Regions from separate parts of the Homo sapiens genome. Here region 1 is linked to region 2. The links are chromatin loops, found by intact Hi-C in ENCODE. Cell type or tissue: natural killer cell. All regions are shown on one strand. Each heading gives the region's core, and the rest is flanking DNA. Links, peaks and the distances in the headings are about the cores only. Region 1 has its middle 170 kb from the start of TMCO5A. Region 2 overlaps SPRED1 (sprouty related EVH1 domain containing 1).

What was found. A loop is a pair of places that touch in the nucleus more often than their neighbours do. Peaks named below come from ENCODE experiments on the same cell type or tissue, not always from the same donor. Only the 100,000 strongest peaks of a DNase experiment are listed, where the experiment ranks them.
Region 1: a loop joins it to region 2, with 24 times the contacts of the local background. A loop is called at or near these places in 4 of 110 quality-filtered maps.

The regions. Positions count from the first base shown.
Region 1 is chr15:37,756,059-37,772,802 of GRCh38, reverse strand. No RefSeq gene overlaps it. Among named protein-coding and RNA genes, the nearest start is that of TMCO5A, 170 kb to the left of the region's middle. In natural killer cell, for the core only: CTCF peaks have their summits at 7,698 and 7,930 (motif pointing left); a DNase peak (open chromatin) is centred at 7,962.
Region 2 is chr15:38,346,737-38,363,480 of GRCh38, reverse strand. It overlaps SPRED1 (sprouty related EVH1 domain containing 1), which reads right to left. Exons shown (of 7, transcript NM_152594.3): 6 at 13,958-14,059; 7 at 6,232-12,467. The coding sequence ends at 11,817. Among named protein-coding and RNA genes, the nearest start is that of FAM98B, 99 kb to the left of the region's middle. In natural killer cell, for the core only: a CTCF peak has its summit at 8,924 (motif pointing right); a DNase peak (open chromatin) is centred at 8,960.

The DNA.
Region 1 (16,744 bases), core at 4,234-12,233, 590 kb after region 2:
AGGTGCTAGTTCTTTATCATTCTTGGGTGGTTATATCGCTTGACTGGAATAGAATTTGGGAGATTGATTCATATTCTACATTGGTAGTTTCTTTATTGCCTCATCTGGGAAAGTAATTATTTCTCTCTAATACTTATTTCTATTAGTTTTAAAGGATAGAGAAAAGTAGAGAAAAAGAGTAGACAGGTAGGACCCTAAGGCAGTTTCATCAAAGGCAGTTCAGCATTGATTTTATTTTTTTCAGAGATGGGTTTGTTTCTGTTTTTTATGTTAGTGTTTAGCATCAGTTTTTATTTGAATAAAAAATTAGAGCAGCTAAGGAGCTTAAAAACTGTGTCTTAGGGCACTTTTAGAAACACTCCATGTTTTATTTTCATTAGGCAAGAAATAATGATAATGGTATTTACATCCTTACCTCCATAACACTCACTGTCCCAACTCCTACTTTCTTCCCAGATGCCATCATTGTTGTGGAAGTATAATTAGATCAAATGTATGAAATGCCTTCTGCTTTGAGAGAAAGACCCTCTGAAAATACAAGTTGTCATTATCCTTGTCTCCCAGAGACACATTCAACCACAGATGTCTCCATCCTAACTCAGGGCCTATCAATCTGTGATATTTAAACTTTAGAAAACAGTTGGAGTTATCTGATGTCTTCTAAAGAACCACAGAGCTACAGATCTTAGTGGGAGATTGAGCAGCAGGATAATACACCCAGGACACCAAATATGTATCCTTTATTTTCTTTATTCCTTCTCCACTTCATTTTTTTCCAGTCACTCTCCTCTCTCTTCTTACCTATACTCCCAACCCCCTCTCCACATGGTCCTAAGGCCTTAAGATTTTCTTTAAATTTTATTAAAAGGAGCATTTTTATTAACGAAAAGTATCTTTATTAAAAGGGGTACTGATAGATCATTGTCATCACTTCAGTTTTCTCCCTCATTTAGAAGTTGGCATGAAGGGTTTGATGTACTGAACAGTATCATCTGCTCTAATGATCTGTAGACTGGAACAGCAGCTCAAAGGCTTCAGCCTTTCTGCCTCACACTGTGCAAGGGGAAACGGCTGGTGCTCATGTTTTATTGGAAGGATGGGAACAAAGGAAGTTAAGAGGACTACAGAGGGGCCATGTGAGTCATAACAAGCCTTGTGAAATCGTTTCAACTCCTTTCCTCAACCTTAGCTGTTGTGACAAATGTGTCAAAGCTTTAGACAGGGAATACTGGATGTTGATGGAGCCTGGGTAGATGTAGCACAGGATTGTGCCTCCAAGTCAAGGTACTGAAGCCAGAAATAGAGAAAAGAAAACTCTTTGCAGAAGAATATTGACATTTACTCTTACACTAGCTAAGCATTCTTAATTTAAGAAAAAATTCATTTCCGGTCTAGAAATCCACTTTGTCACAATCCTTGTGACTGCTTTATATTTGTATTGATGCCATTACAATCTGTTGACCTGAGATTGAAATCTATAAAACAACCAAATACTTAGAAGAAACGTATTCATCTCAAGGTGTGCAAGTAGCTTGCTCCCACATGTGAAGGGGTGTTCTTGCCTTCCCTGGGCCAGCTGTCATCAATCTGAGATTTCATTTAGATTTTCTGTGAACAAGTATGTTGGGTAAGTTGTGACTTCTCTGCAAAGAAACCAGATATGCATTAAAGCCCGCATGGCTTCCCTCTGGGACATATATCTGGGGCTGAGCTCGAAGCGATGATGACAAAAGTGCCCCAAGTAAGGTGCCAGTGTTTCTGTCACCTACTCTATGGGGACTTTAAGTTTATAAGTCCTTGAATTTTTCCATGACTATCTAGGAGCATAGGAGAAGTTAATATTGAATTCTTCAGATTGCACCTTATTTTCTGTTCATTTCCCTCCACATCAGCAGGGACAGCCAATGAAAGGACACTAGTAACCTTTCCCAGAGGAAGCGAAGGCCACCACATGTCTAAAAACTGAACCTGAAGTTTCTTTGCTTTGCACTCTGTTGTATTTCTTAGTTGTGATTCAGCTTTAAGTGGGAGTTAAGGAAGAAATTTGCTTCTAAGGCAAGTAGCTGGATTTTCACTGGCTATAAAAGGTTGCATGTCAGAGCTTTGTTTTTGGATTTGAGAGGCTGCCTTATCACCAGAAAATGAAGATGTAGAAACTCAAAAGAACTGCATTCTTATTTTCCATTCTTCTACACACCCTAGTAGAAATTTTTACTTACTTTATTATGCTTTAAAATCTGCATCTGCAAAATGGGGATAAATAACCTTTATTGACCTCTTAAAAACACTGTAAGGCAGGTAGTTAATGCCTTTAAAGTCTAAGGTAAGTAGCTGTTCAATCAAGAGGGTTTTATTATTATTATTATTATTATTATTATTATAATACCAATCACAGAGTGAGGTCACACCAAATAATTGTTTTCTTTTGTGTCTAATGATACATTCTTAAAGCTGTTAGGGAGCCACTTTCATCACAGAGTTAACTGGAGTCCTGTTGATTACTCTTTGAAATTGAATGCGAAAAGATTGCTAATGTCCAGTGGAGAAACAGGTACTCTTAGACGCTGTTGGTGGGAGTGTAAATTGGAGCAGTCTTTTGGAAGGCAATTTGGTAAATTCTATCAAAATTTAAAGTGTTCAAACTCCTTTAACCAAGCAATTTCACTGGTGGGTTGTAGTCTTAGAGAAAAACTTTCACATGTGCTAAAAGTAGCAAGTACAAGGATGGGGCAGGAATTTGAGCCTTTCTTTTTTAGATAGTAAAAAGCATTAGAAATTCTTACATGTTTGCCAAGGCACAACTGGAAAAACTTAAGTGACAGTACATGCATACTGTGATATTCTATGCAGCAGTTAAAAAGAATGAAGATCTGTTTGTACTGATGGGAATATACTTAGATGTATATCTAAGTGAAAAAAAACATGTTCCCATTTATGTTACAAAAGATATATTTTTATGTGTGTATCTATTTGGAGAGTTTAGGAATATATATATACCAAATTGATGACCTCTGAGAAGGAGAATAGAAAGAGTGAGCAAAGGGAAGTGTGATTTTACTTCTACTCTATGGTTCCATATCCTTTGGGTTGTTTAAAATACAGAGAAGAAGTTAGGTGTTTTTTATTAAAATAATTAATAGATTGCAGAGCCACTTCTATTTCCCAATTGAAAATTGTCAAGACAGTTCTATAGTCTATTTCTGTTGTAGGAACCGTCAGGATTGATGGAACAAGAGGTAAAATTGTCAGGGAAAAGTCAAGGCTTAGATGTATTGTCTCCATTGGCTTCAGTTTCCCTAACCCCCTTTTCTCCATTTTGTTATAAGACACTAGAGGGTGCAGGAATAAGAAAAAGAAAAATAGGAATGGTATTTTTGAAAGTATATTTCACAGAACACTTACCTTAGGCTTGAATGGGGATTCTTTTATTCAAAGCAAAATCTACAGGACTCCATTTCTCCATTTCTCTTTCCTGGAAAAACCCAATTTCCCTGTAATGCAGCTTGCCTGGAATTGGCTGTAATCTCAGCTTCACAAATGGGCCCTGACTGACCTAAGCCCATCCACTCTACCATAATTTGTTGAGGTGTAAACAAACCGAAAACAATCAGCACTTCACATTTCTATGGCCATAGTGAATGATACAAGGTGGGCATACGGCTTAATCAGAAGAGGCTAACAATTTTATTCAATGTTTGGAGGAAAGGAAGCTTTCTCTTCTGTTTGGAGATAAGCAGGTACTACCTGGAGAGACTACTATAATATAAGGGAGCTGCCTGGGGATGAAGCTGACATAAGGAGGACGTCAGAGATGAATGAGTGAATTTCAGAGAATGAAGCTGCATACACACCTGGTGCTTGAAACTCACACTATTTTTTAGTTAAGTGTGACCATAAACTCCCTTAGTCCTTTGGTTTTTTTTGTTTTGTTTTTCTTTTTTGAGACGGAGTCTCACTCTCTCTGTTGCCCAGGCTACAGTATAGTACTGTGATCTCAGCTCACTGCAACCTCTGCCTCCTGGATTTAAGCGACTGATTCTCCTGCCTCAACCTCCTGAGTAGCTGGGATTATAGGCGTGCACCACCGCAATGTTTGTATTTTTAGTAGAGTCAGGGTTTCGCTATGTTGGCCAGGCTGGTCTCAAATTCCTGACCACAAGTGATCTGCCCACTTTGGCTTCCCAACGTGCTGGGATTACAGGCGTGAGCCACCATGTCTGACAAACTCCCTCTTTTCTTTAAATCAATTTTGACTGAGATTTCTGTTATTTGGAGGTAAAACATCCCAAATTGATATGTCTTGGATGTTTGTCCTCCAAATCTCATGTTGAAATGTAACCCCCGGTGTCGGAGGTGGGCTTAGTAGGAATTGTTTGGAACATGCAGATGGGTCCCTCATGAATTGCTTAGCACCGTCCCCTTGGTGATGAGTGAGTTCTCACACTGAGTCCACATCAGATCTAGTTGTTTAAAAGTGTGTGGCTTCTGTCTCTCTCTCTCTCGGTCCTGCTCTTGCTGTGTGATGAATCAGTTCACCCCTTCACCTTCTGCCATGATTGCAAGCTCCTTGAAGCCCTCGCCAGAAGCAGATGTCAGCATCATGCTTCTTGTACGGCCCGTAGAAGCATTAGCCAATTAAACCTCTTTCTTAATAAACTACCCAGCCTTGGGTATTTCTTTATGTAATAGCAATGCCAGAACTGATTAACACGTAACTGATACACATATTGCATATCATAAGAAGCAATATAAAATGCTGATTCAGAATGTGACTCACGTCAGAGTGCTAGGATTTGAATCCTGCTATCACTTAGTGACTGAGCAATCTTGGGCGAGTAAAATAGAAATAATAAGGATACCAATCTCATAGTATTGTTGTTATGATTTAATGAGTTAATATATGTAAAATGCTTGACACCGTGGCTGGCATGTAATATACTGAATGAATTATTAGTGCAGCAATAACCACTGGGTGAAAAAAAAATGTTATATTATCAGGTAGGCTTGGGGAACCTGAATCAGCCAAAGTAAACATGATTTCTTTACTGCAAGACTTTTTGAAATGTTTAATATACCAGTGTGCATTGTGAATTTCCAAGACTGAAATGTTATATTTAGCATTTCCCAGTTATTTGTCCATTGGAAACTTTTCTTTTTTTGAGAAATAGCTTGAGTAATTGACTAATCTGCAGAATCAAAATATTGGCTTTGAGAGGACATATTTAAAATAGGACTTGGTGTGTCCGATGTCCAAGGGTCTATTGGTTTGTCTCCTGTCCTGTTTCTGTAACTGGGAGACAGACATCTGAAGAATTGTTTCCTATGCCCACTTGCAAAAAAGGGACACTTCTTTTTAATTCTTAGTCTACCTTAGAAAATATAATTTTCATTCTCAGACAAAACTATCAAAAATTCAATGCAATTCTAGTAATGATAGCTACTGTTTATTGAGTGGTTATAACACTCTGAGCACTTTGATAAACACTTCACATTCATTATCTCATTTAATATTCTCAACAGGCATATGAGGTAGGTACGATGAACTCTCCCTTTTGCAGATAAGATAACCAAAGTTTAGAGAGTTGGTAATTGCCAAGATTATCAGCTAGTTAGTAGCAGAGCTTGAATTTTGGAAGCAAGTCTGTCAAAACTTGGGATAGTAACCAACACATTAAGCTGCTATAAAGAAAACTTCCATTAGAAAATGTCCTGGAGTTCACATCTAGATATTTATAATCTAAGACTAACAACCCAATAAAATCCTTAAACCAATTTGTGCATAGACAGTTAAGCGTACACACAATACTACTAGGCTAATGAAAGTGCTTCTTTTTCTTCTTCATCTTATATGAATTTCAAAGCCATCACTATCAAAGCACCATCACCCGAGAAACTGAAAACCCAACAACATGGCTTCTCTATCAAGGAATGTCTGTTTCTTGCAGTGGTCAGATTGCCTTTCAGTCTTTTTCTGCACAGTTGATAATTCAGAAGCATTCTCCTATGCAGTAATTAAAGATGAGTTTTCCAGCCCTGTTAAAAAACTCCTCAATTTAGCTATGACAGGTTATATTTTATAATGAGGTGAAAGGATATCACTGCTGGAGAGAAAAAAATCCACGGACTCTGCTACTCACAAAAGGCTGTCAAATACTATATGCTTCAGTGTAGTGGCTCGTTGTGAAAGAAATGCTTCTGGAGGGTTTCAGATTTTCCTTGGTCTATCTGTAGTCTCAGAACAAACAACTGTGAAGGAATGGTAAAGCTCTTTAAGGAGTCAAACTCTCAGTGACTGACTGGGCCGTTTTTCCCCGGAACAGAAGCAAATGCTCACAAATGACCCTGTTCACTGTCTCTCCAATACCTGTTCAAGAAAAGCCCTAATTACAGTCCAGACCATCACAATAAAGGCATTGCTGGAGGATGGAAAAATTCACTCTGGCATTCACAGCCTTTCTGTGGGCCTAAGATGTTTATTATAAACTATTTTTTGGACTGTTTTGGTAGACAGTCAAACCCCTATCACACCTTCCTCCTGTTTCCTTCTTTGAATATGTTTTGCAAAATTTTTGTGATTGTCATCCTTGCCCTGACCAAAAGGTAGCAATGACCTAACTTTATTTCCTGTTTAAATTTAGAACAGAAGGCATGCAGAGTTCATATAACATTTATTGGCTGTGTGTGGGTGTGTGCGTGTATGTACTGTTTTATACACACACACACACGCGCGCACACACACACACACCCCTATTAATTCAAGGCTGAAACTGCTGGACTGGGGCCAGTTTTCAGCTTTGCTGTGCCATCTTAAATCGATCCCTTGGTCCCCAAGGGCTTGCAGCCATTTGCCCGTTGAAAGTGGCTAACAGGTTGAAAGCTGGTTCATTTCCTGTGGTTCTTTTAAACACAGCCAGCTGTGAGAAGACGGGAATTTGCTGTCTTTCACATTGTTTTAGTAGGCGTTTCAGGAACTTCCTGAATGGGACTCAAGTTAGTTCCTTTTTCTTTTCCTTACCAAGTTGAGACATTTTTTAATGGAGATATATATGTATATTCATATATAAAATAAAGTATAATTAACAACATAATTATATATAACATATAATAATGTATAATAGTATATAAATATAGTTATATCTTCAATTATATAATCAATTATATATAATTATATTAAACTACACATTACATACATAATTCTTTTGAAATAAAAAGATCTTATGGGAAGTTCACAGCTGTAAATTTCAGAGTCAAAAGAAAAGTAGAGAGACCTGGAGTACTTAGCTTTGTGTTCAGTTCTCTGACACCAGAGACTCCAACGTATAAACAAAACCAAAGGGGAAATTAAATTTGTCATCTAGAAAAATTTATTTAAAAAATAGTCACAGTTATAGGAAATATTACAGATTATATGACACCATATAGCCTTTATTTATCCGCCTCTTCATTGCCACAGAGTACATGTTAACCTTGAGAGCACCTTAAAAAAATTCAAGAGATCTGAGTCCTTGATTTCCTATTTACTTTCAATAATAATTCAGGTTTTGTGTCAAAATACTAATAAATATTGCCAGAAAGACAAATTATTTCTGGACTTTGTTTCTTCAGAGGATGATATCACATTAAAACTTGGCAGAAAATGTGTTTGTTAAATATTAACTTCAATAGCTTGAAAGGAAAAATATCGGGAGCCAAAATGTGTTGGACAAATAACATTATATCTTAGTGTATCCGAGAGAGAATCTAGTCATAAAGTAGGATCTTTCCTGATTTATGTCCCATTGGGACAATACTCTTTCAGTATATTTTGTTTGTTTGTTGCACTGTTCTCTGCATCACTCTAATGTTTATTGCATTTTGTTGTATATTTAATCTTTATTGCTTTTTCTCTAAATTGTTAGAAGTTTAGGGTCCACAGAGTACTGTCCATCCCAATTTGTGGCAGTGCCATCTAGTGGCAGAATGATAGCGTGTTCTCCCTAGATTTAAGTGGGGAAATGGGGAAAGAGCATGCTGGGAACAGAAGCCATTTTGTGAAGCTCAGTTGTTGTCAAAGATGAAGTGGAACTAAAATTGCACGTATATAACACTTTTATCTGCCTTCTGTGTATCTTTTTAACCCCCTAAGAAAAAGAAGTTTGCCAGAAGAGGATAATAACCAAAGCCAGTTTCATTAATTTCTTTGTGAAGACTTGTTGCAGCATCTTGTATTCAATGAAAGCTAGTAATTTTCCAGAGTCTGTGTACAGTTTATCTTCTGATGTCTCATCAAGTCGATAAGACACCTGTTTTCTAGGATTTCATACCTTAATTGGCCCCAGAATCTGTTATCTCTTTCTATATTGGTTCTCTTAAGCCATCCTACATTAAAATCCCATTTTTAAAGACATTTAAGAGAGAAGATACAGGACCATATTTATTAATATATCCAAGTATAAAGGAGTAATATACACTTTATCCTAGTAATATACTATTATATATATAGTATATATGTATCTCCAATATTCTGTATCCAAGTAATGTATTGTATCCAAGTAATATAATTTATCCAAGTACAAAGTGAAGTAATGGAGAAATAATAATTCTATAGAATAGAATATGGAGAGGATTACCAAGCTTCTGGTTTGACCTTTTAACACAAACAGGGACTTTGCCTTTTAATTTTAATTAATTTTCACCTAAAGCCTATATTACATATGGAGCAGTTCACTGAGATTCCATAAAGATGATAGTTATATTAGAAAAAGAATTATTAAAGTAACTTTGCTCACACACTCACTATTAAAACAACTGAAGGAAAATATTCTTCATATTAGGTATTTCTCAAATATTGTATGCTGTATTTAATTTCACTTCCTTTTTTTGTTTGTTTGTTTTCATTGAGATTTATCTCACTAATGGGGAATTAAAATTGGTTTTGTTTCCCTAAATTTATAGGTCCTAGGTATTTGTGGCCAGTGAATTACAAGTTTTTCTCTTTTTCCATACTTGCCATTGTGACCAGGCTTCTGCCTTACAAATGTCAGAAGTAGAGTCCTGGCCTTGGAGTTCAGCCCATTGGGCTGAGTTTCTGATCCTCAACCTAGTTATTGAGCTTCAGAAGTACAGTTTCTAGAATCAAAGAAGTTGGTGCTACTTCCTAGTCGTATGACCTTGGGTAAGATAATGAACTTCTAAACGTCTGTTTTATCACCTATAAAATATACTTTTTTGTGTGTGGTCTTGGAGATTAAGTGTGTAGTACACTTCTTGGCACATGGTAAATGCTTATTAAATTTCTGGTGTTATTACGATCACATATCTCTTTCCGGTAGTGGTTGGATGCTGTTCACTTCGGCTACAGTCCCAACTGTAAATGGGATAGGAACATTGCTAGGAGATTACCACTACTAGTTTGGATCTTACATTTTGTGGAGGAAAGTTTACTTCTTCAGGGGGACAAATGATGCCCTTCAGATACTGACCATGCCTTTCTGGGGACAGTTCTATAGCTTGGTTAGTTTTCTTAGCCATTGCCAGCGCCCCTCCGTTTTCTTTCCCTTCTGTGATATTCTTCTTTTAAGATCCCAGTACGATTCAGAGATGAGTTCACCTAGATTATAGATGACAAAATTTTATCTTTCGTTTTTTCTTTTAACCTTCCTCTATCATCTGATAGTCATGGGGGATTTGAAACTAGGGGCTAGGTGACTTCTGCACATGGTTTGCTCTAATGATCTGTACCTCCTAATGCTCAAAACAGAAACTCAAATGGAAATGAGATTTTCACAAACAAATCACTTTTGAACATGCCTTTTATAACTGTACCAAGAGTTGGTATGTGATTCTCTACTCCAAACTATCTTATTTCTTTGTGTAGTGATAGTACCCCTTGCTTTTTGGCGTCTGAAGACAAGTTTTTATTGAAAATTCCTTGAGGGCAATAACCGTGGCTTATTCACCTCTCTATAGCTCTCACAGAGCCTAGCACAAAGACTCTCACATGGTAGATGCTTCATAAATATTGGTTGAAAGGAGAGACTACCTTCCTGAAACAGCCCTTCTAGAAAGACCACTTCAGGAAGTAAAGGCCTCTCTGGTGGTTAGTAGACTAGGCCCCAAATATTTTGAAGTTGACTCTTGCCGTGAGTATGATTGCAGACTTCACCTACCATCTTCCTGCCAATTTTACTAGGAATTAAAACTAGATATAAGTTGATTTTGATTTTTTGAAGACATGTTACTGTTTTTGTTGTTACAGGTGTAAGAACCTAATTCAGAAATCCAGATATCTTCAAGAAAGATTACCATAACTTTATAAATAATAGCTAACCCTAGTATTTAATATTACTCTTTCTACTCCCAGGCAATAGGCTGTATGCCTTAATCCTCATTATCACAACTCCTCTGCCTGGAAAACATCAACTCTTTCATAGATAAAATTTGTTCCAGCACTCTGCCCATCATGATCTCTTAGGAGGAAGAATTTTTTTCAAAACCGTGCAAATAGAATGATGTATAATCTCTCTTACCTAGTTATTTGTAAGAGTTCAAGATTAGTGTATCTATTTATTTTGTTTATCCATGCATTCTTTATCTTACTTAGGTATTTAATGTTAAGTGAGTGCCTCCTATATAGCAGGACATGAGAGAGGTCTTGCAGACCAGAAACATCAAATGATTGCTGCCCTTACCATGAGGAACTCACAATCCTGTAAATTAGAGAGACGTGAAAACAAAACACGTTGTGCATGCAATGTGACCTGTGTTTAGAAAACATGTAAAGAGATTTTGGGAGCACTGAGAGAAGCATATTTTGTAAGAGTTGTAAAAGACCACATAGTGCGACGGGAGTGGGTGACTTTCAGCCTAGGTCTTAAAGAGTAACCAGAAGTTCACCAGGTGAAGTAATGGAGAAATAATAATAATTCTATAGAATAGAATCTGGAGAGGATTACTAAGCTTTTGGTTTATTCTTCTAACACAAAACAGGGACATTGCTTTTTAATTTTAATTAACCAATTTTTACCTAAAGCCTGTATTAAATATGAAACAGTTCCATGAGTTTCCATAAAGATGATAGTAATATTAGAAAAAGAATTATTAGAGTAACTTTGCTCACACACTGTGCTGAATATTCAAAGTAATTCAGGTTTATTCTCCACTTGATTTAACCTGTGTACTTTGGGTGGGCTCTCTTTTGCAAAGTCAGAAAAATTGGTTGCAACAATTGCTGATCAAGAGGTCCAGCTGATACAGTGTGGCCCAAAGCCCAGGCACACAAAAACAAGTGTTCACCATAAATCACATTGTTAGCATGCACTATTGTTAGCATGCACTATTTGGTATGGACCAAAGCTTCAGGTACATGCAAGACACTCTTATTAAGTAGCATACTCCAGATTGAGCTTGGTGGCTCACTTATGTAATCCCAGCACTATTGGAGGCCAAGGTGAGCAGATCACTACCATTCAGGAGTTCGAGACCAGCCTGGCCAATATGATGAAACCCCTGTCTCCACTAAAAATGCAAAAATTAGCTGGGCGTGGTGACACACACCTGTAATCCTAGCTATTCGGGGGGCTCAAGCAGGGGAATCGCTAGAACCCAGGAGGTGGAGGTTGCAGTGAGCCGAGATTGCACTACTGCACTCTAGCCTAGACAACAGAGCGAGACTCCATCGTGAAAAAAAGAAAAAAATAGGATACTTCAAGGCTAAAAAGTCATCTCCAGGAGTTGGACCAAGGGTCAGTCTTGAAGACCTCGGAAATGTGTAGGGTTTGAGCAGCCCAGGCCTGCTGAATTAATCCTTTACTGCCCAGAGATACAGAAGGGTTTCTTGAAATCAGGGGCTTTTCCACTTAATCTCTTTTTTAAGTATGACTCAGCTTACTTTTCTCATGTTTCTTTGTTCCCAGTGCTTAGTGCTAACCTGCTTTTTATCTTATTTCAAGACACCAATAAGCACCTCTGTGTGTGGTGTTTATTGGCATCTTAAAATAGGAGAAAAAGTTGGTGGGGAGGAAACATTCTAGCACAGGGTACCAGCATCTCTAACATCTGTTTTCCCAAGGCAACACTGACTCACGCCCATTTTATTAAATTAATGCCTACATCTCAGTGGACTTCTTTGTCTGGAAAATGTTCTTATTTGTCATGTATCCTGTGTAGAAGGATCCATGTATCTAGACTGTAATTATATAATTTTAAAAATTTATTTTATAAGAGCAAACACTGAGAAGTGTAAAGCTTTATTTTATAGTACCACGTGTTGACCTATACTTTGAATTCAAGTGACTATATATGTGCTGGAGATGGCAAGGACTGGAAAGAGGAGAGGTATAGAGGTATGGGAGAAATTTTTTGTTTGTTTATTTTTTGTTTTATTGAGATGGAGTCTCGCTTGGTGCCCCAGGTTGGAGTGCAGTGGCACAATCTTGGCTCACTACGACCTCTGCCTCTTGGGTGCAAGCGATTCTCCTGCCTCAGCCTCCCGAGTAGCTGAGACTACAGGCACCCACCACAACGCCGGGGTAATTTTTGTTTTTTTAGTAGAGACAGGGTCTCACCATATTGGCCATGTGGGTCTCGAACTCCTGACCTTATGACCTTCCCGCCTCGGCCTCCCAAAGTGCTGGGATTGCAGGCGTAAGCCCCCGCGCCTGGCCGGGAGAAAAATCTTATGATTGATAACTATTTGTATAGTAGCAACATTTAAAAAAAATCTGCACTCCACAAAAGTAAAGTGCAACTTATTATATAATATACTTTAGGTGTATTCTTAGTAAACAAACACATAGCCATTATATCCTCTCTTTTAAGATCAGTATTCCATATGAATAATTTCTGTCTTCCTGAAACACATTCATTCCCATCTCTCAGAAAATGTGCAGTGGAGAGCTAAGCCCTTTCCTTCTGCCTCTAATGTGGTGGTCCTGTACTTTGAGGGAGAACCCGTAGTTAGCAAAATTGGAGAAAAAATGAAGTGCCAGCTCTTTTCATTACTGACAGAGAGGGCTTAAATTTGATGAACCTACTCCCCTGGGGCTGGAGAACAATCGTCACCTCTCTGAAGAGTGGTATGGGGTGAGGAGGCAGGCATTTCCTTCAGCGCCTCTCCTTGCACCTGGTCTCAAAAGAACATGTCCTGGACCCATCATCCACTGCTGTTCCCTGGCCATTTTCTTTGCTTATTTACCTCTGATACTTGTTTTGTGAACAGGAGATTTATGTGGGAAGAAAATTTGTATCTTGTGCCAGAGTCACTTAATACATATTACTTAATAGTGAAATAAGAGGTTCGTCTATACATAATATAAAAACAAAACAGAACCTAACCTACATCAACTTAGCTAAATTAATAGAGAAAGGTCACATAAAACAGTTTCACTTCATTTAGACCAAACCATCACATAGTTTTCTAATTGTGTGACTCTCAGGGTGTTGCTGCTTTAGGTGTAGCTCTGTATATTTATTCCACAAAGTGTTGTGTTGGAAATTCGAATCTACCATGGCCTTATTTGGCGGTGTTGCCTGTTTTAATTTTGAGCACCACTTCATGCACTACCAGTATGAGTGAAGTGTGCTTTTTTGTCTGATAATGTGCACACTCGCCTCCTAGACTCTTTTCTAACCTGTCCCCTGCATTGGTTGGTGTAGACATTTTTCTTTCTTTATAAAATCACTGATTGCCCCCAAGCCTCCTTATTCTTAGTTGACTACCACCATCCCTACTCCATCCCTACTTGTGAAATCCAGCCTGCTCCAATTGCGCCTTGCTGCCACCTCCGTTTGGACATTACTCCACCATTTTTCTACACATTCTTTGTGTCTCCATCATCTCTCTCTCACTGGGCTCTTCCTCTCAGCCCAGCCTATCAACATTCTCAGATCTCCTCAGACTCCCAAACCCCTGGCACCATCCACTCCTTTTGCCACTACGTTAACTTCTTCCTGAATTAGTGCTCACCTCACCCAGGGCAGGGGCTGCCTAGTTTGTTCTCTTAGCTCAGTTATTTGACCTTTCCAGTCTATCCATCATGCTTCTTACTGATTAATCTGTTTAATATCCTCATGTCATTTTAGTCTCAAAAACTTTTAATGGCTCCCCAGTGCTTAGTAGTAAAGTCCAAAGTTCTTATCTTTGTGTTTTCTTCGCTAAGCCTCCCTCATGACCTGGGTACCTGCCAGCCTTTCCAGCTTGATTTCTCTCTCCTGACCTTTGTATTCTCTGCATTTGGTCTGACTACATTGTCTGTTGCTCCCTATGTGTACATTGTGCTTCCTGATCTTCTTGTCTGGGTGCACACCATACCTCAGCCTTGATAGTTTTCTTTCTCTCTCTCTCCCTCCCTCCCTCCCTCCCTCCTTCCTTCCTCCCTCCCTCCCTCCCTCCCTCCTTCCTTCCTTCCTCTTTCTCTTTCTTTCTTTCTTTCTTTCTTTCTTTCTTTCTTTCTTTCTTTCTTTCTTTCTTTCTTTCTTCCTTTTTTGAGATAGGGTCTTGCTGTGTTGCTCAGTGGCACAATCTTGGCTCACTGTAGCCTCAACCTCCTGGGTTCCAGCAATCCTCCCACCTCAGCCTCCTGAGTAGCTGGGAACACAGGCGCTCGCCACTATGCCTGGTGAATTTTTGTATGGTTTTTAGAGATGGGGTTTCACCATGTTGCCCAGGCTGGTCTTGAATTCCTGAGCTCAAGCAATCTGCCTGCCTCAGCCTCTGAAAGTGCTGGGATTACACGTGTGAGCCCCCGTCCACCTGGCCCTGGATAGTTTTCTTCCTTTCAAGTTTGTCTGCTTTCCCCCAGCCCCTGCTACCTAAATTCTGTGTTAATGTCCAACTCAAATTTAATCTCTCCCAAAAGCCATCCTTTGCTGGAAATGCTCATTTCACATCAATGGCCTTTGCTTTTGCTTTTGCTTTTCCTTCCTTCCTTCCTTCTGCTTTCTCTCTCTCTCTTTCTTTCCTTTCTCTTTTTTTTTTTTTTTTTGATGGAGTCTTGCTCTGCTGCCCAGTTTGGAGTGCAGTGGTGCAATCTCAGCTCTCTGCAACCTCCACCTTCCAGGTTCAAGCAATTATCCTGCCTCAGCCTCCCAAGTAGCTGGGATTACAGGTGCCTACCACCGCACCTGGTTAATTTTTGTATTTTCAGTAGCACTGGGGTTTCACCATGTTGGCCAGGCTGGTCATGAACTCCTGACTTCAGGTGATCTGCCCACCTTGGCCTCCCAAAGTGCTGGGATTACAGGCATTAGCCACCGCGCCCAGCCTCAATGGCCTTTTCTAAGAGGCGTTGTTTGTACACCTCTTATAGTACTTGTTCACTTTGTACTATGTTAGCTTTATTTATATACCTGCTTCATCTTTTGTACTGCAGTGCTAGCTCTTTAGGGTAGTTTACATTTACTTTTTTGTCATGTGTTTCGTGCTACCTGTCTTTAGCACAATATCTGAAAAATGTGAATGATGTATTTATTGAATGAGTGAATGAACAAATCAATGAATGTCTCCAGAAGAAAGAAGTCCTGATGGAAGTATATCTCATATCCTACCTCAGTGTCTAAGTGTGAATAAATTAAAATAATTACCCTCAGCACATCAACTCTTCCAGATATTTTGTAATTGCTCTTATCATGTAAAACATATTAAGATAATTGGGCTCAATGTGTTTATGAGCTATAAGATGTATTACTGCCCCAGACTGAAATTTGTTTCCATCTAGATTAGTAACACTGCTTTCTAACGACCTCTGCATTTTGCAGCAGAAGTCATTAGGGTATTTATCGGAAATAGAAATCAGATGGAAAAATCATCACATCTTTTCCCCTTCTCTTCACCTTCACTTGAATGCAGAAAATAGTATCTTCAAAACATTTACTGTTCTATGGCTTTTAAAGAAAACTCCAAATTTAAAATACAAACACATTGTGTGCCTTTCTCATAGTCTGACCTATAAAATTGCACACTTTAAAGTTATTTTGAAACTCGGAAATAGAAATGGGAGCATCAAAATGCAACATTGTCAACACATTAAAAATTTTGTAGGTCTGAGCTTTCAGAAAGGGACTTATTATTTTCATTCCTTCTGCTGAAACTCCCATTTATATGGCATTGCCTTCCCCAAGGATCCCCAATAAGCTTCACCCATTTCCCCACCACTGAAACAGAGAGGTACCCCTAGGCTGGAGAGCAGCTCCCATTTAATAGTGCATAACAACAGAACCAGGGCTGTCAAGCTCTGACAGCTTGAATGAGGGAAGATTTCAAACAATTATGAGTGGGATTTTAAATTCCTCACCTGAAATACACTGAAATACATTGCAGAGTTTTTATCACAAAAGGGAGATACCTTGGAAACTGCCTGAAAATTTAAGAAAAATTTAACAGAAACTTGGCAGGTGCTCATTACACAACAGTTGAGAATAAGAAATGAAATGGTGCACTGAAGGGATTTAGAGAGGTAGAACATAATCATTGATGTAAGAATGAGGCCAGGACCCAGGAGATGCAATCCCTGCCCTTTGTTACAAGACCTTGGGGATTGCAAGTGTCTAAACCCTTCCTCGTTGTTTTGTGTTTTGTCCTAAGCCAAGCAGTATTATCCTTATTAGGTAAAAAACAGGTATTGTTTAGTCTGGTAAAGCCCATTCAGGACTTGACAGAAAGGGACATTACTGCCATTAATCCACCATTCTTTAAAAAATATTCATTCATCCTTAATAGGACCCTGATTCACTATCAGTGCTTGTAGATCTGTTTTGTTGATGAGGA
Region 2 (16,744 bases), core at 4,902-12,901:
GGAGCTGGAGGCCATTATCCTTAGCAAACTAACACAGAAACAGAAAACCAAATGCTGCATGTCTCACTTACAAGTGGGAGCTAAATGATCAGAACACAGGGATAAGAAGAGGTGAACAACAGAGACTGGGGCCTATCAGAGTGTGGAGGGTGGGAGGAGAAAGAGAATCAGGAAGAATAATTAATGGATACTAAGCTTAACACCTGGGTGACAAAATAATCTGTACAACAAAACCCCATGACACAAATTTACCTACATAACAAACCTGCACATGTACCCCTGAACTTAAAAGTTAAATTAAAAAATAGAAATAAAATAGATAGGGTTGGACGCGATGGCTCACGCCTGTAATCCCAGCACTTCGGGAGGCCGAGGCGGATGGATCATGAAGTCAGGAGATCGAGACCATCCTGGCTAACATGGTGAAACCCTGTCTCTACTAAAAATACAAAAGTTAGCCGGGCGCGGTGGCAGGGGCCTGTAGTCCCAGCTACTCCGGAGGCTGAGGCAGGAGAATGGCGTGAACCCGGGAGGTGGAGCTTGCAATGAGCCGAGATCGCGCCACTGCACTCCAGCCTGGGCGACAGAGCAAGATTCCATTTCAAAAAGAAAAAAAGAAAAAAAAAGAAAAGAAAAGAAATAAAATAGATAGTAATTTATTCCTGGTTAAAACATCACGCATTATTAAGTTTGCTTTTACTAAAAATTAAGTGGAGAAAATTAAAAGACTAAGAAAAGTATTCATATTGAAAATAATGGGTTTTAAATACTTAAGAGGAAATAGTTTCTAATAAGATGCACACAGGTTAAACCTATGTCGTCAGAAGTGGAGATGACTTTAATCAACTGCCGATCAAACTACAGGGAGTAATGGGTAAGTGCCAGCATTTGCTAAGCACAATGGACTTAATGCTGCCCCATTACAAGGAAGCAAATAAAGGCCTCTTTGTTAGAATATAAGGCATTGCAGAAACAGGCTACAGAGGCTCACACTGACCTTCTAGTTAGTCATTTTCTTTCTAAAAATTTCTAAGCATAGACTTAACATTTTTAAGTGGCTTTGATATTGATGGGCGTCATGAAAGTAACCACACAGTCAGTCCTTCAAAGATTTAGTATACTTGAGTGTTATTTATGGGTAAGATAGGTCAGTGAGTATACCAGAAAATGCAGAATAAGAGAAAATACAAAGACAGAAATTTGAAGGGAAAAAAGAGACAATGCAGGTTGAGCAAAAATAATAAATAGAAATAAAAGAAGACAGACCAGGGATTTAAGAAGGGGACAATGGAGATGAACCCCACAGGAGTAGAATGGAAGCCAGGAAAGAATGGGAAGCAGATAGACCAGGGTTTGAATTTTAGCTCTCACACTTAAGAACATAGCTAAGTTTCTCAATTTTTATATGCCTTGTTTCATGTGTGAAATGGAAGTAACCATGCCTACATTACAAAAGTATTGAGTAATTAAGTAATATATGTGAATGTGTTCAACACATTGTCTGGTACCTAACAGGCATACAATAAATGTTAAATTCTCTTTCCTCATTACTTGTACACAAAATACAAGTAGGAAGGAAAGGAGGAGAATAAGGAAAATAATTGTCCAATTAAGAAAAAACAACAATTAATCCTAAAACTATGATAATGGAAAAGATGAATATTCAGTGAACATAAAGTAATGAATCTTTCTAAAAATAAAAGACCCTGAGGTGAGTGAGTAGAAGTAGGAAAGCTGTTATAGAAGTATAGGCAAGAGATCATTCAACCTTGGACTGAGATGGCAGTGGTGCCCATGGTGAGGACTATTCAGGATTGAAATTTATTTTTAAGTTGAATCTCTCGTTGGTCTGTATTTAAAGCATGAAGCAAAAAGATGAAATCTCTGAACAACTGGGTGAATTATGATCATTTCTTAAAATAAAGCATCCTGGAGGTGGAGCAGGTTTGGAGGGGAAAATCAGTTCTGTTTTGGCCTCATTAAAACTGAAATGCCAGTGAGACCCCCAGTAGGTATGTCAAGTAGAAGATCTAAATGTGGATACCACAAACAGAAATAGGGCATTTAACTCTCTAAGCAGGGAGTATTGCTAGAGAGAGTTTATTGCTGCACCCTGAAGAATTCCAGCTTGTAGTGCTTAGAGAAGTGACAAGTGAAATTTGAGGAAACAAGGATAGTGTAGCATCAAGGAAGAATGTGCCAAAAGTTGCTCAGTGAGGTGAGGTCTAAAAAACATCCATCACATTTAGACATGTGGAGGCAGTCAGGGGCCCTGTAGAGAGCATTTCAGCAGAATGCTTAGGACAAAGCCTCAGGTAATACAATACCACCCCAACAAGATCTGAAACCAGCCTGTAATCCCAGCACTTTGGGAGGCCGAGGCGGGAGGATCACGAGATCAGGAAATCGAGACCATCCTGGCTAACACGGTGAAACCCCGTCTCTACTAAAAATACAAAAAATTAGCCAGGCGTGGTGGCGGGTGCCTGTAGTCCCAGCTACTCGGGAGGCTGAGGCAGGAGGATGACTTGAACCCAAGAGGCAGAGCTTGCAGTGAGCCGAGATCATGCCACTGCACTCCAGCCTGGGCTACAGAGTGAGACTCCGTCTCAAAAAAAAAAAAAAAAAAAAAATCTGAAACCAGTATTGGGTTTTCTTTCCTTTTGAAAGGCCAAATAACAGATTGCAAAATTTCCCACTTGAAAACCTTCCAGTGAATTCCTATTACCCTCAGAATAAAAGCTGAACTCTTTACCACGACTTCCAGATTCCCAGAAGATCTGGCACTTGTGGTCTTACCTCCATCCAAGAGCAGCCTCACCCAGCCCTTCCAGCCCTACTAGCTTCTTGCTCTTCATTAAGAAGCCAAGTTCCCTTCTATTAAGAGCCTTTGCATTCATTCTCCTCTAACCTGCGTGGTTCCTTCCCCACTTATGTGCATAGCCTTCCCTGACTACTGTATATGAAACCTCTTTGGGAGGCCGAGGCGGGCAGAGCACCTGAGGTCAGGAGATCGAGACCAGCCTGACCAACACGGAGAAACCCCATCTCTCCTAAAAATACAAAAATTAGCCGGGCTTGGTGGCTCATACCTGTAATCCCAGCTACTTGGGAGGCTGAGGCAGGAGAATCGCTTGAACCCGGGAGGCGGAGGTTGCGGTGAGCCGAGATTGCGCCACTGCACTCCAGCCTGGCAACAAGAGCGAAACTCCGTCTCAAAAAGAAAAAAAAAAAAACAACCATACCTCCTCCACATCCTTTAGGTAGTCAAGCTTACCTGGAGATTTCTTTTTCCTATGAAAGAAATCTACACTAGGTAGGCTATTTCTGATCTTGCTTTGGCAAAAAGTGAGTTGGAAAAGGCAAAGAAAATCTTTTGAATACAGGCTCACATGATTACAGAGCTACTGACTTACTTAAAATGCTACCAGCGACAAGATTCCAATGGTTTCCAGTAAGGGACTCTTCATTCACCTACGCTCTAAGACAAAAACCCACGACAACAAATAAGATAATACGTTTAAAATTACTTAGAAAAAATAATGGGTTTGAGGAAAAGTGAAAATGAAGTTTAAAGTTTACCATTTCTATAAGTTTGTACTCCATAGTTCAACTTAGTCTTAATTTTCTAGTTGGTCCTAGGTCCTGCGGTGTTCTTTCAAGTCACCATCATCTGATTCTGCAATCCCACTGTAAACCATTTTTAGATTTTGTCTAGATCTGGGAATATCTCAATCTGAAGATCACTTTTTAGTTACAGTATGAAGTATTTTCACCTTCTTAATCACATTTAAAATACAGACTATCTCTTATTAAAAATAATGGCATCCAAGTGATTCATTCAATGCCTACCTTCTAATGTCAATAGTGAGAAGACTTCTACTAAGATAGTTACAGTGGGGATAGAAGAACATGGACAGACTTGAGGGATACTTAAGAAACAGAACTGTAGGAAATTGAGAACCAATAGTGAAAAGTAAGGGGAAATGAGAAAATAAAGATGAAGGCCAGGTGCAGTGGCTCATGCCTGTAATCCCAGCACTTTGGGAGGCCGAGGAGGGTGGATCACTTGAGCTCAGGAGTTTGAGACCAGCTTGGGCAACATAGCAAGACTCTGTTTCTACTAAAAATAAATTTTTTTTTTCTCTAATGACCTGGTTTCTGGCTTAGCCCACTGGATAGGCAGTGGTGTCACCTCAAGGCAGAGAGAAAAAAGGTTTGAAGAATGGGGGAAATATGTCAGTTTTGGGCATATTGAATTTAAGGTACTTGCAAGAAATGTATTTTAGGCAGTTGGATATAGAGTTTAGTACAGATTGTGTTACTGTGTATGTTAAGTGAATGACAACCTTGCAGTAGTATCTAAACCTTCTTGGATCCATTACTACATTTATAAAATGAGGGTGTCGTACTGATCTTTAAGGTGCCTTTCAGCCCTAAAACTTCAGTGAATTCAACTTTATCATTTTATTATTTAAATAATTTGGTTTGGATCCCCATTTTCTTCTTAGACTCTAGAGAATCATGTTATTGTTAGCACTTTAGTTCAGCAGTTTTAAACAAAAACTATTAACCAGTTAGAAGCTTGTGAATTCATACAACTTTGTTTTCTCTTAAATTTTAAGGGATTGCGAATCATTTGCTTCCCCTACCAACGGAAGACATATATTCAAGCTTGCTGGACTTTCTTTGGATGAATACAAGAATTTTTAAAGAAAATGTAAAATATACTCATGAACATTTCTTCTCCATGAATTCTTCCTCTCATAGATTTGGAGAAGTTGGAGAAACATTAATTAATAGAAAAAAAGGGGAGAGGAAAACGTGGAGCACAAAAAAATGGGGTTTGTTTGGCAAGAAAAATAATCTACAAGGAGATGTATCACAATACATTTTAAAAGGAAAAAAACCAGCACTTAAATTGGTGCCTTGCAACTGGCAATACGAAACTAAGTGATAGAAATGAAAGACAGGTTTAAGTTAAATTTTAATTTAAATTTTATTGTTGAGATAATAGTCTTGACATTTCAATACTGAATATTCTGGAATTCTTTGTCCTCCTTTCTTCCTAATTGCACATAGCATCTTGGTTATTATAAATTATTTCCAGGTTAACAGAACCAGTAATTTTGAGAGAATACTAATCTCATTGTGGGAAACATGTTTCAGTAGTAGTCCTGGCCGGGTGCGGTGGCTCATGCCAGTCATCTCAGCACTTTGGGGAGGTCGAAGTAGAAGGATTGCTTGAGCCCAGGAGTTCGAAACTAGCTTGGGTAACACAGCATCACCTTGTCTCTACAAAAAAAGAAAAAAATTAGCTGGGTATGGTGGCAATTGTTGTGGTCCCAGCTACTTGGGAGGCTGAGGTGGAAAGGTTGTTTGAGCCTGGGAGGTCAAGTTTGCAGTGTAATGTGATTGCTCACTGCACTCCAGCCTGGGCACAGAGCGAGACTGTGTCTCCAGAAAAAAAAAAAAAAAAAAAGTAGTCCTGACAATAAATGCAACTTTGGTTCCCAAAAGAGGCTCTGTGGAATAACTGACAGATGAATCGCTCATCATTTGGGGGGGGGGGGGCGGGGGGAGCGGGAGGTCGGAAGAGTACTGTATACACGGCTCATTTTAGAGCATTGTTTCCTACTGCCTCAAGGAGAAGTATTGCTGCTTTGGTGAAAATGAATCCCTCCAATAAAATACCACCAATTGAGCAAAATGAACAATTCCACAAACTGAACTATGTATGTTTTTAGTGCTTCCCATTGGATCAACTCACAACTGGCATATCTTGAAGCATTATCACAATTATCCTCCAATTTAAAAAATTCCCATGCCATACTGTGGATCACGTACCACAACTTAGTGAGATAGGGGGCCCAGAAATGGACAAGGGAGAGTAGAAATTAAGAAATTATTCCTTTATAAAACAAAATTACTCCAGCTTAAAATAATAAATAGAATTTCATTTTAACAGAATGATTATTTTATGAAGTGTATCTGTGACTCCTGTAACAGAAAGCTGAAACTGCATCAGGAAGAAAAGCCTATGCTTTGGAGTCAATTTGTTTCAGACCTGGTGCCTCTGTGTTATCTGGTATTTTGACCTTTTGATGCCCAAATCTCTTCCTTAGAAAAATAAGGAAGATAATACTTACAAGGTTACTTGAGGATTAAAAGTAATCATGTATAAAATACATTATGTAACAAAAATAAAGACAAAAGAAACACTATTTCAACTGTGATTTTGTTAAGACTTTTATTATGAATGTATTTTTTGAACCATCATTTCAGATCTCACTAAAACTGCAAATCTTAGAGCAGTTCAATTTAAAGAGTGACTACAGCTTTCATACCATTGATGTCGATGTCTTTTTCTTTAAGGAGCACTATGTGCATGACACTTATATTGATAGCCAAGCTAGAACCCTAGTTTCAATTTCCTTGTTATAAAAGCTATTCTACTTACTTGTGGGTATTAACTTGATGTGAAGAATGTAAAGCAAATTCTGAAAAACCTGTAAATAAGCACATGAGACTACATTTCATAATTAATGGTAAAGATACAGTTACTCCTTGATTTTTCAAATAAACTATAATATAGTAATCCAACTTATTCTAGTGTTGAGATACACTATAATTTTTTATTACTGTCCTAATAACCTTTCCTTTAGATTATTCGTTATTTTTGGTTATATGGCGAGTTAAGTAAAACGATGAAACTGACTTGAATATAAAAAAATCAGTAGTCCTGGGTTAAACAATTGCCACTTAAGGTCATTAGCTTAGCTGCAACATGTTACCAAACCAATAAATATAACATTATTAGCTTAGAGACTTAAAAAAAAATCTGAATACAATTAAGGATGAATAAATATGTTATTAAGATGAACTATATGTGAACTTTCAGTTTAAAAGTATACTTTTAAAGAACAGAGCTAATTATCAAAAGCTTCCATTTTTACTTTCTCCTCCAGTAATTATCTCTTATGTGATAATTTGATAAGCTCTAGGAGAATAAGAAAAAGTCCTTTTATAATTCATGACAGGTTTAATCAGGTAATTCCAGGAGGGAAAAAAACCATTAAAACAAATTCTTATGATAATCATCTGCTATGTCCAATTACACGGGTATGAAGTAACAGAAATGGTTACAAACTTATAATGTATTATTTACATTATATACTCAAAACTATCAAGCTAGTTAACTATATCTGAGGAGACACATTATGACATGAGTTAAACAGTTTTTCATTGTTCATTAGAAAGAATGCAGTCAAGCTTTTAATGGAAATAATATACAAGTGAGGCACTTTTGAGGTCAGAAATAGAAAGCAAACGACACTACACACTGGAAATGTTCACAAAAATCTATGTGTATTTTTAATACAAAGACTTTTCAACTAGTTTATTCTTGAAAAAATTTCAAAACAACTGATGCAATTTAAGAAGCTTTCAGGAATAATGGCTAACATTTATCAGTGTACCAAAGCATATGAATCTTTTATAACCACCTGGCTGCTAGGCAAACAGTACCTAATACCTTAAAGCCTTTTTTTTTCTTTTGGTTTATATAAATCACCTCCGGTTGTGTTTCTCTCTTAAAGAAATTCATTCTTCATGTTTGTCTCATTGCAAAACACCTCATGGTGCTATTATGATTTATAGACTTTTTTAGTGCAACAATAATGCCAGTTTCTAGTGCTTCCTCTTACACTTTGAAGTGTGAACATGGAAGTCAAATCAAGAATGAGCATAATAATTAGTAAAGAATCCTTGCTTTTCAGGTAACTAAAGTTTTCTAAGTTTTATGTGGAAAAAATGTTACACTTGCTTAATGCACCTTTGGGCTACAATTAAAAACCCAATTTAACACATACTTCCAAGTGTAATCACAAAATCGAATGTAAATTTCAACACAAGAAATATCCTTAAGATTCTTTACATTGACCATTTAGAGGAAAGCACATTTCCTGTACTCTGGAGACTCACGTGCATATTAAGAAACATTTCCGTGCCATTTAATTAAGGGGGCAGGGGAGAGGAAAAAGAAAAGAAAAAGCAAGACTTACCCAAGATATCAGATGGCACTATACACATGAATTGAAAGTGCATTTACATTACTTCAAAAGCTCATTTTAGGCACTGCTGAATAACCAATGAAAATAGGTAGTTTCAAGTTTTTCCCTTTAGATTTTAACCCCACCCCATCATCATTTCAGAAACATACACACGGCTGGGCGCAGTAGCTCATGCCTGTAATCCCAGCACTTTGGGAGGCCGAGGTGGGTGGATCACCTAAGGTCAGGAGTTCAAGACCAGCCTGGCCAACATGGTGAAACCCCATCTCTACTAAAATACCAAAACTTAGCTGGGCATGGTGGTGGGTGCCTGTAATCCCAGCTACTTGGGAGGCTGAGGCAGGAGAATCGCTTGAACCCAGGAGGCGGAGGTTGCAGTGAGCTGAGATCGCACCATTGCACTCCAGCCTGGGCAACAAGAGTGAAACTCCGTCTCAAATAAAAGAGAGAAAAACGTACACACACACTCTCTGAAGCTGTCATGATAAAATACAGGTGTGATTATGTTTTTTCATGTTTTGATTATTATTTTTAAAAATTCTCCCTGACTGGCGGAAGGAGGAAAAAAATACCATTTTGGTAATGGCTTTTGAGAGTTAAAGCAACTGGTTCTATAAATGCCTCAGTACATCCATTAAGTTTGATTGCCAGTCCCAAATATCAACAAATATTTTAAAACAGGATATGTAAGAAAAAAGTGCTTAAAATCTTTCAGCAAGCCAACAAGACACATTAGGTAAATAACCATTTTACAATTCCTTTGAGACAGTTCTTATTCCTGGTTTCCCTGGTAGAGGTGGTCACCACATAAATAGCCCTTTAATGGTAGTAGTGATGAACCCTGTCAGATCCCTATTGCCATCTCATGTCTCTGGCCTGGAAATCATCCAGTAGGTGGTGCTGAAGCTCCACACGACATACTTCTTCAGAAATCAAATGATGTCCCTTTTGAAGCCAAGAGAAATATTTAAGAATTATCAATTCTGAACAAGTTCATCAGACCAGTCTTGCTTGTCATGCCGTCTAGATGATTCCATTTTCAATACTATTACTCAAGCAGTTGTCTTGAGCCATCTGCTTATATCAGATAAAAACAAAGAAAAGTTTTAGAGGAAAAGCCAATTGGCAGTGCCGAATCTGTACAGAGAATGAGAAAATGTTCCTGAAGGTGCCTATACACATGTTTAAGAATCAGTGATTTAAACTACCCATTTGCTTTCACAAAGGAATTCTCATTTACTCAAAAGAAAATTTCCATATAGGGATTCAGAGAACATTATATCATCAGTTAGTCTTGTAGACTGATTAAGAAACTGGGTATGTTAACTATAAAGATCCAAGGTAAAATAAAAACCATTTCATCACCATAGTTTTTAATGAAGAAACTTGTTTAAAATTGTAAAGGAAAAAATGGGAATGGGACGGCAAAATCTTAGCAGCAAAGTGGTTAAACAAATTGAAAATATTAATGCACAAACATTAAAATATTAAAGCATATATGTTGCATATAAAATACAGTACAGAACCAGGAGTTGCACTATACTGATTAGTGCTTAACAGAAGAAATGATTAAATTTGTTCCTCCCAGAAGTATATACACAGTTCATTTCCACAGCATTTTCCTATATAGCCAGCAAGTTATTTTCTTCAGTTATTCACACCTTGATCAAACCTGAATTATAAACTTAGCACTTACAAATATGAAAATTCATTCACAAGGAAAAACAGTATTTCCATTTCACCAATAAAAATTTTGAAAGTTAACAGTCTATTCTAGGAAACCAAGTTTAGCTGAAAACTTCAGGGATGAAGATCATCTGTTGTAGCAGCATTCAAATATATAAACAGTAAAAATAAGACTTAAAACTGCTGCCTACAGTGTCATGTTTTGGATTTAGTTCATCCAATTGATTTTTAGTACAAAACTAGAAATACCCTCTTCTTCATAACATCTATAGTTATCAATATATTTTCTTCTTTTCAATGTGAAATAATACTTCAAGATGATCTATATACACAATGTTGTCAGTTCAAGCTGTCATATAAATATAAATGCTTTCTTAAAAAAAGTATTTTACAGACAGATAGTGTTATATACATTGTTCAGTTTGATCTGGGGCAAAAGAAAAAAGCTAACACAAGCTTAAGTGTGATATATAAAAAGAATGATACATAAATGACGTTTAAAAACCTGCATAGAAAATGAGCTTCAAATAGTAGTGTGATTTTAATTTTTATCACCTCTGAAACTTCAAGCCATTAAAAAAAAGGCACACTTCTCAACTTTATCCCTCTAAGGGAATGTTCTTAAAGAACCCTTTCCTTGGTTAGAGTTTTAATGTAACACTTAAGAAAACAACAACAACAACAACAAAACAAAAACAGACAATTTGACTTCAAGGTACTTTAAAGTTTGTTGGAACATTTACCCAACTATTTTGTAAATTAAACATCCAGTAATATAATGCTCTGCAAAAGAAATAAATTTATATGTACAAGATACTTCATTTACAATGTTGGATTAAATACTTTCCTGGGATAGTTTAGCACACATTTTAACATAAAATAATTTTGCTTTTGGCCAGTTTAAATAAAAATAAAATGTAACTGATAAAAAGTTATTGTTATGTAAATAATAAGCACTGAGGATTAAGCTGAAAAATTAGTAACACAGCTGAACATATTCTGGTTTAGCAGAATGATACGTGAAGATCTCAACATGAAGCTTTTACACTAACTATCCAGTCAAACTTTCTGCCTTGTAAAACATTTGTAAATGCAATATAACTTTTTGAAGGAGGAAACTCTGAAAGAAAACAACTTGCTGGTTGAATACCACAAAAAACAACTAAAAAACTTCACTTTTTTTCTATAATGTTTGTTTACTCAGTCTCTTTTTATATAAAAATAAGTGTTACGTTCCCATCAGAACATTAGACAATTACATCTGTGCTTTAAAAAAAAAGTTGGTCACTCAAGGCTATTAGAGTATTTTTAAGGATTTTAGATTACCAGAATGTACAGATATAACTCAATATAAATTGTAGCCAAAGAGAAATAAGGATGAAAATATCAAATCATTCGCATGGAATAAAAACATTATTAACTAGATGAGTTAAATATTCAAAATATATGGAATGTGACAGTAGATATATATATATATATATCTACTTCAGAACTAGGAAGGGGAAGAAAAGTTTAATATGTAATAATTCGTACCTTACATTTAGTTAAATATAAACATTTGTTATTTATACATAAAACTGCTTTCAAAAAACAACTAATAAATGATTTAGTTGCACTTGTTTTACTTCTTGTAATTCCCAAGTGTTAACTTTTCTTAGATTGAAATCAACTGTCCCCTAGTGCACTTTTATTTTTAGTTCGTGTCCTAATAAATTCAAACCTTTAAAAGTCCCATCACCTAATGCATAAATATACAAAAATGCCAAAAATTAATCCCTTTTAGTTGGATCATATTTTATGCTGACTTTTTATAGCCAAATAACCAGAAATGGTTTCCTTCTGCAAATACTCTACAACCTGTAACAAAACATGCCATGCACTCAAGGGAAAAGTTAGGCATGGCGTGAAACGCCAAGAACTGATGAGTTCTGCTTCCTCCATGTGTGGGCTCAATGATACCAGGCAAGATTCCATATTGCTTGCCAAAAGCTTCCACAAATCCAAGTTAGCTAATTCCTGGAAACAAAGATTTTAAGCTCATTTTGGCACTGGACCATTTCATCCAGCAGCTTTATGTTTCCCACCACAGCAACCACATGCCTCACCACAGCGATGGCACATTCTCAAAGGGACGTAGCAGCACATACATGGTACAATGAAAGACAAAGCTACCAGGGCTAACCATCGCAAGCAGAACTTGTCGTCGCTAGTGTCACACGAACAGGGATCAGAAAAATCTCCCTCTGAGTCTGACATACAATGATACAACATGCTCTCTGCACAGAGCATGCAACTAACTTGATATATGCATCTTTTAATAGGGTCTGGAGCATCCTGACATTTTCCCCTAACATTTTCTTCATGATTAAACCTTTCCTGGCAGTATACGCAGCGAGAACGTTCACCATCCTCTTTTCTTCGTTTTGACTTCTTAATTTTTAATGAGGAAGGCTGCGTCTTAAATACCACAGAGTCTTTGGGTGAACTTAACTTAGTCTCATCCCCACAAGAGTACAGATAGTCTGATTTTTTACTGTCTGGTTTAGAAAACTGAATACTGGAATCAGCATCATCTCTTTCCAAGTCATTTTTCCACATGTCAGGATGTCTGTAGTCTGCATAGCGACGTATTAAGATATCTCGAGGGTTTATTCTGACAATCTCATCCTCATCTTGAAAGCTGACATGTCTGATTGATTTCAAAGGGACCTAAAAAAGAAACAGATAAAAACTGCAATGAGGGCTATGATGGTTAATTTTACGTGTCACCTTGGTGGGGCCAGTGTCCAGATATTTGTTGAAATATTATTCTGGACATTTCTATGATATGTTTTTGGGATGAGATCAACATTTCAGTTGGTGGACTATGAGGAAAGCACAGTACCTTCTGTGGTATAGGCGGACCTCATAAAATCAGTTGAAGGCTTTACTAGAACTAAGACTGAGCTCCCCCTGAGCAAGAAGAAATTCTGCCAGCAGGGTGCCTTTGGACTCAGACTACAACTATTTCTTGGGTCTCCAGACAGCCTACCCTGTTTTGGATCTGTACCTCTACTATTGCATGAGCCACTTACCCACACTTGATTGAAAGACGTTATTTAGATGAGATTTGGGACTTAAGAGTTGATGCTGGAATGGGTTATGTCTTTGGGGCTGTTAGGATAAGGATGAATGTATTTTGCAAGTGAGAAGGGCATGATTTTGGGAACAAAGGACAAAATGTTATGGTCTGACTTATGTCCTCTTCAAATTCATATGCTGAAGCCCTAACCTCCAGTAATGCGACTGTATTTGGATATAGAGCCTTTTAAGAGGTGACTAAGTTAAAATGTGGCCCTTAAGAGAGACTTTAATCCAATCTGACTGTTTTCTTTATGAGGAAATTTGGACACACAGAGAAAGACACCAGGGATGTACGGGCAGAGGAAAGAGCATGTGAGGGCAAAGTGAGGAAAGACCATGTGAGGGCAGCTACCTGCAAGCCAAGAAGAAAGGCCTCAGAAGAAACCAAACCTACCAACAACCTTGATCTTGAACTTCTAAGAATTGTGAGAAAATAAATTTCTGTTGTTGAAGCTACCCAGTCTGTAATATTTTGTTGTGGGAGTCCTAGCAAATTAATACAAAGACACACATGTGTGTAGCTTGGGTACACAAAAAGTCTCTGAACAATGACGTAAAATACCCCTACTTCCACAACCCTTCTGGGAAGGTTGGTTCTTTGAGGCCAAAGAACAAAATTAAGTCTTTTGACCCCTTACATCATCCATAAATGCAGGCTTCTAAGTAGACAAATTTGTATCTTTAGCTCCAGTCCCTGGACACAGTGACTAGTCTACTACAAGTAAGCATCTGACTCAGTTTGGGGCAAACTTCTATTTCCTAGATACATGGAATTAGGGCTAAGAAAATTCTAGGTCTGAGCTAAAGGTGGGGTGACAGATACAGTTTATTTAATTAACAATATATAATTCCTTTTGGTCCTATCTAATAAATGCAGCTCTGGCAATCTTTTAGACTCAAATGAGAAGTTTGCAGAGTTTTTAACTAACAGCGTTTAAGCACATAGGCAGCAAATTTATACAATGAAAAATTTTCTAGTACAATTCAACTATATGGAGAATTAGAAAGACTGGAAAACTTTACCTATCTATTAATTAGTTAAATTCCATATCACAAGATAAACTAACATTACTTACCCTATTTTGGGACTTTAGGCTTCCACATTCCTTGGATATTTGCCGCTGTACGTATTCCATACTTCTGCTCTGAATGTCCAAGCCTGGCTGACCAAATGTTATCTAAAATACAAACAATTTCTACTTAAATGACACAAGAATTTTACTTTTAATGAAACTGTACAGTGTATGTTCCAAAACCTCATAATTTATTAGCAGTAAAGTTTTTCAAAAACGGTTTTGAGAATAAAAATAGAATCATTTCCCCCCACCTAAAACACAAACAAAAACCATAGGTCTTTTCTTACATATTTAAACTTTAACAAGTAATGAATACATAGTCAAAAAAGTACAAACAACCCAAATATTCATCAACTAATGAACGGATAAACAAAATGTAGTAAATCCATAGAGTGGAATATTATTCAACCACAAAGAGAAATAAAGTAGTTACACATGTCACAATAATGGTTGCCAGGGGCTGGGAATAGGGAAGGAGGGGCAATGACTGATAATCAGTGTGGGTTTTTTGGGAAGTGATATGGAATTTGATACTGCTGATGGCTGCACAATCTTGTGAATATAATAAAAACCACCAAATTACATACTTTTTTAAAGGATGATTTTGTGGTAGGTGAATTATATAGCAATAAAAAAATAGGAATCTTTAGTGTCCTGATACATTTACAAGTGTTTCGAATTGCAAAGCCCATTTCAGACCTAAATTATAGCTAGAATATATCAATGTTTAATTTTTAAAATTTTATGGTGAAAAATTCTAATATACATAAAAGGAGAGAATAATGTTATGAATCACCATGGGTCTATTATCTAGCTTCACTTATCATCAACATTTTGGCAATCTTGTTTACTTCTTATTTTTCCAGATAATTTTGAGCCAACTCCTACTGTTACATACTTAATAAACACTATAACCCTGAAAATAAATAGTAATACATGCAGATAGCAAAATTTTCAAATAGTATAAAAGCACATGAAGTAAAACTCTTCCTTCCATCTTAGACCTTTCAGACCCAGTTTTAAAAGTTAACTATCATAAAAAAAATTTTTTAGTGCATTCCTCCAAAAATTTTTACACACACAGACACACACACACACACACACACAGATCTTTAAAATAGGACCCTTTGTACTGTGCCCTTGGTCTCTGCATTTAATGATACAATATGGAGGCCATTCTATGTTTATAAGTAGAATCTGTAAGAATTTAGAAATTAACAAGAGGAAATAACTATGGATTAAATGGTCTGGGAAGGCATGAAAGGAAATGCGACTTGAAGTAAACACAGAATAAGCTAGATATTTGGTCAAGTGAAAAAAAGAAAAACAGAAGAACATTACACAAAAGGAAGCAGAGAGAACAATTTTTTTTCCTGATAGAACACAATGACCTCAACTAGTATATTAAATATACATTTCTAAGAACTATTCTAAAGAGTAAAAATGTCAATTTTCTCACCACTGTCTCAGAAAAAAGTCACACACACCACTTAAACACATACACACTTTGAAAACTACCTGAGTCAACAGGGTCTATGAATATTAGTTCTCTCACACAATCTCTAAGTGAAAAGACAAATAAATGGACAATATTGACCTTTTCACACTTACTAAAAACAGATGTGATAAGATACACCCCAATTAATTTCTGCTTTTTAATACCCTCAAAATTTGGTACTTTTGCTATAATCTTCAGGAAAATTTATCAGCTGAAAAAGTCATAAGAGATGCTTCTTCAAAGCTGGTCACAATTAAAATTTTAAAAGGATTCCATTTATAATAGAACAACAAAAATGGTACAAAGAAATAATCCTATAAAATATGTATTATCTTTTCACAAAGAAAATACAAAGTTTTATGTAAAGATACAGAAGAAGAGCTAAACAGAGGTATATATCATATTCACGAATAAGATGATAAATTATCCCCTAAACTAACACACACATTCAGCGCAATTCAAATATAAACCACAAAAGGATTCTTCATCAGATTTGACAAGCTGATTCTAAATATTTTAAAAGGGCAAACAGCCAAATTGAAAAAAAAAAAAAAAAAAAAAAAAGATCCAAGCGGGAAAACAAAGTTAGGCACTTTCTCTACAAATATTAAGTTATTATAGAGCTACAGCATTTCTACAGTAAAGATGACAATGTGACACTAATTTAGATTAGAGACATCAGAAACAGACTCAAACATATATAGAGAATTGATGTGTCAGATATGGTACTGCATATCAGTGCGGGGAAAGGCTCCAATAAACAGTGCGGGGACAATTAGTAACCTATGTGGAAAAAATAAAATTTGGTCCCTACCATAGAAGAGAAATCAAATTAAAGTGGATTAAAGACAAAACTTTAAAACTTTTAGATTAGGAAGAAAATCTTTAAGATGAGGATAGGGAAGAGTCTGTAAAAATAATGAGAAATGATAAATTCAACTGCATTAAAATTTATAATGTCTGCTCACCAAAACACCACAAAGAGTGAAAAATAATCACCAACTAGGAGATACTAGCCACAAATAAAACTCAGAAAGATCTGAATCCAGAATATACAGGGAAGTAACACAGAACATTTGATTACCTAGTAACAAGGCCATATGAAAGCATGCAGTTAAAATCCATTTGTAAAGGAACAATCACAGTTATTTCCGAAGTCTTTCAAATACTCAATACATATCCCCTGTAGGTGGTACACATCAATCCTAAAGTCCAATTTGTCCCAGAACCTTCTGTAGCACATCAATGTAAAAAGTCCACTCCTGAACACTCCAAAGAAACTCATGCAC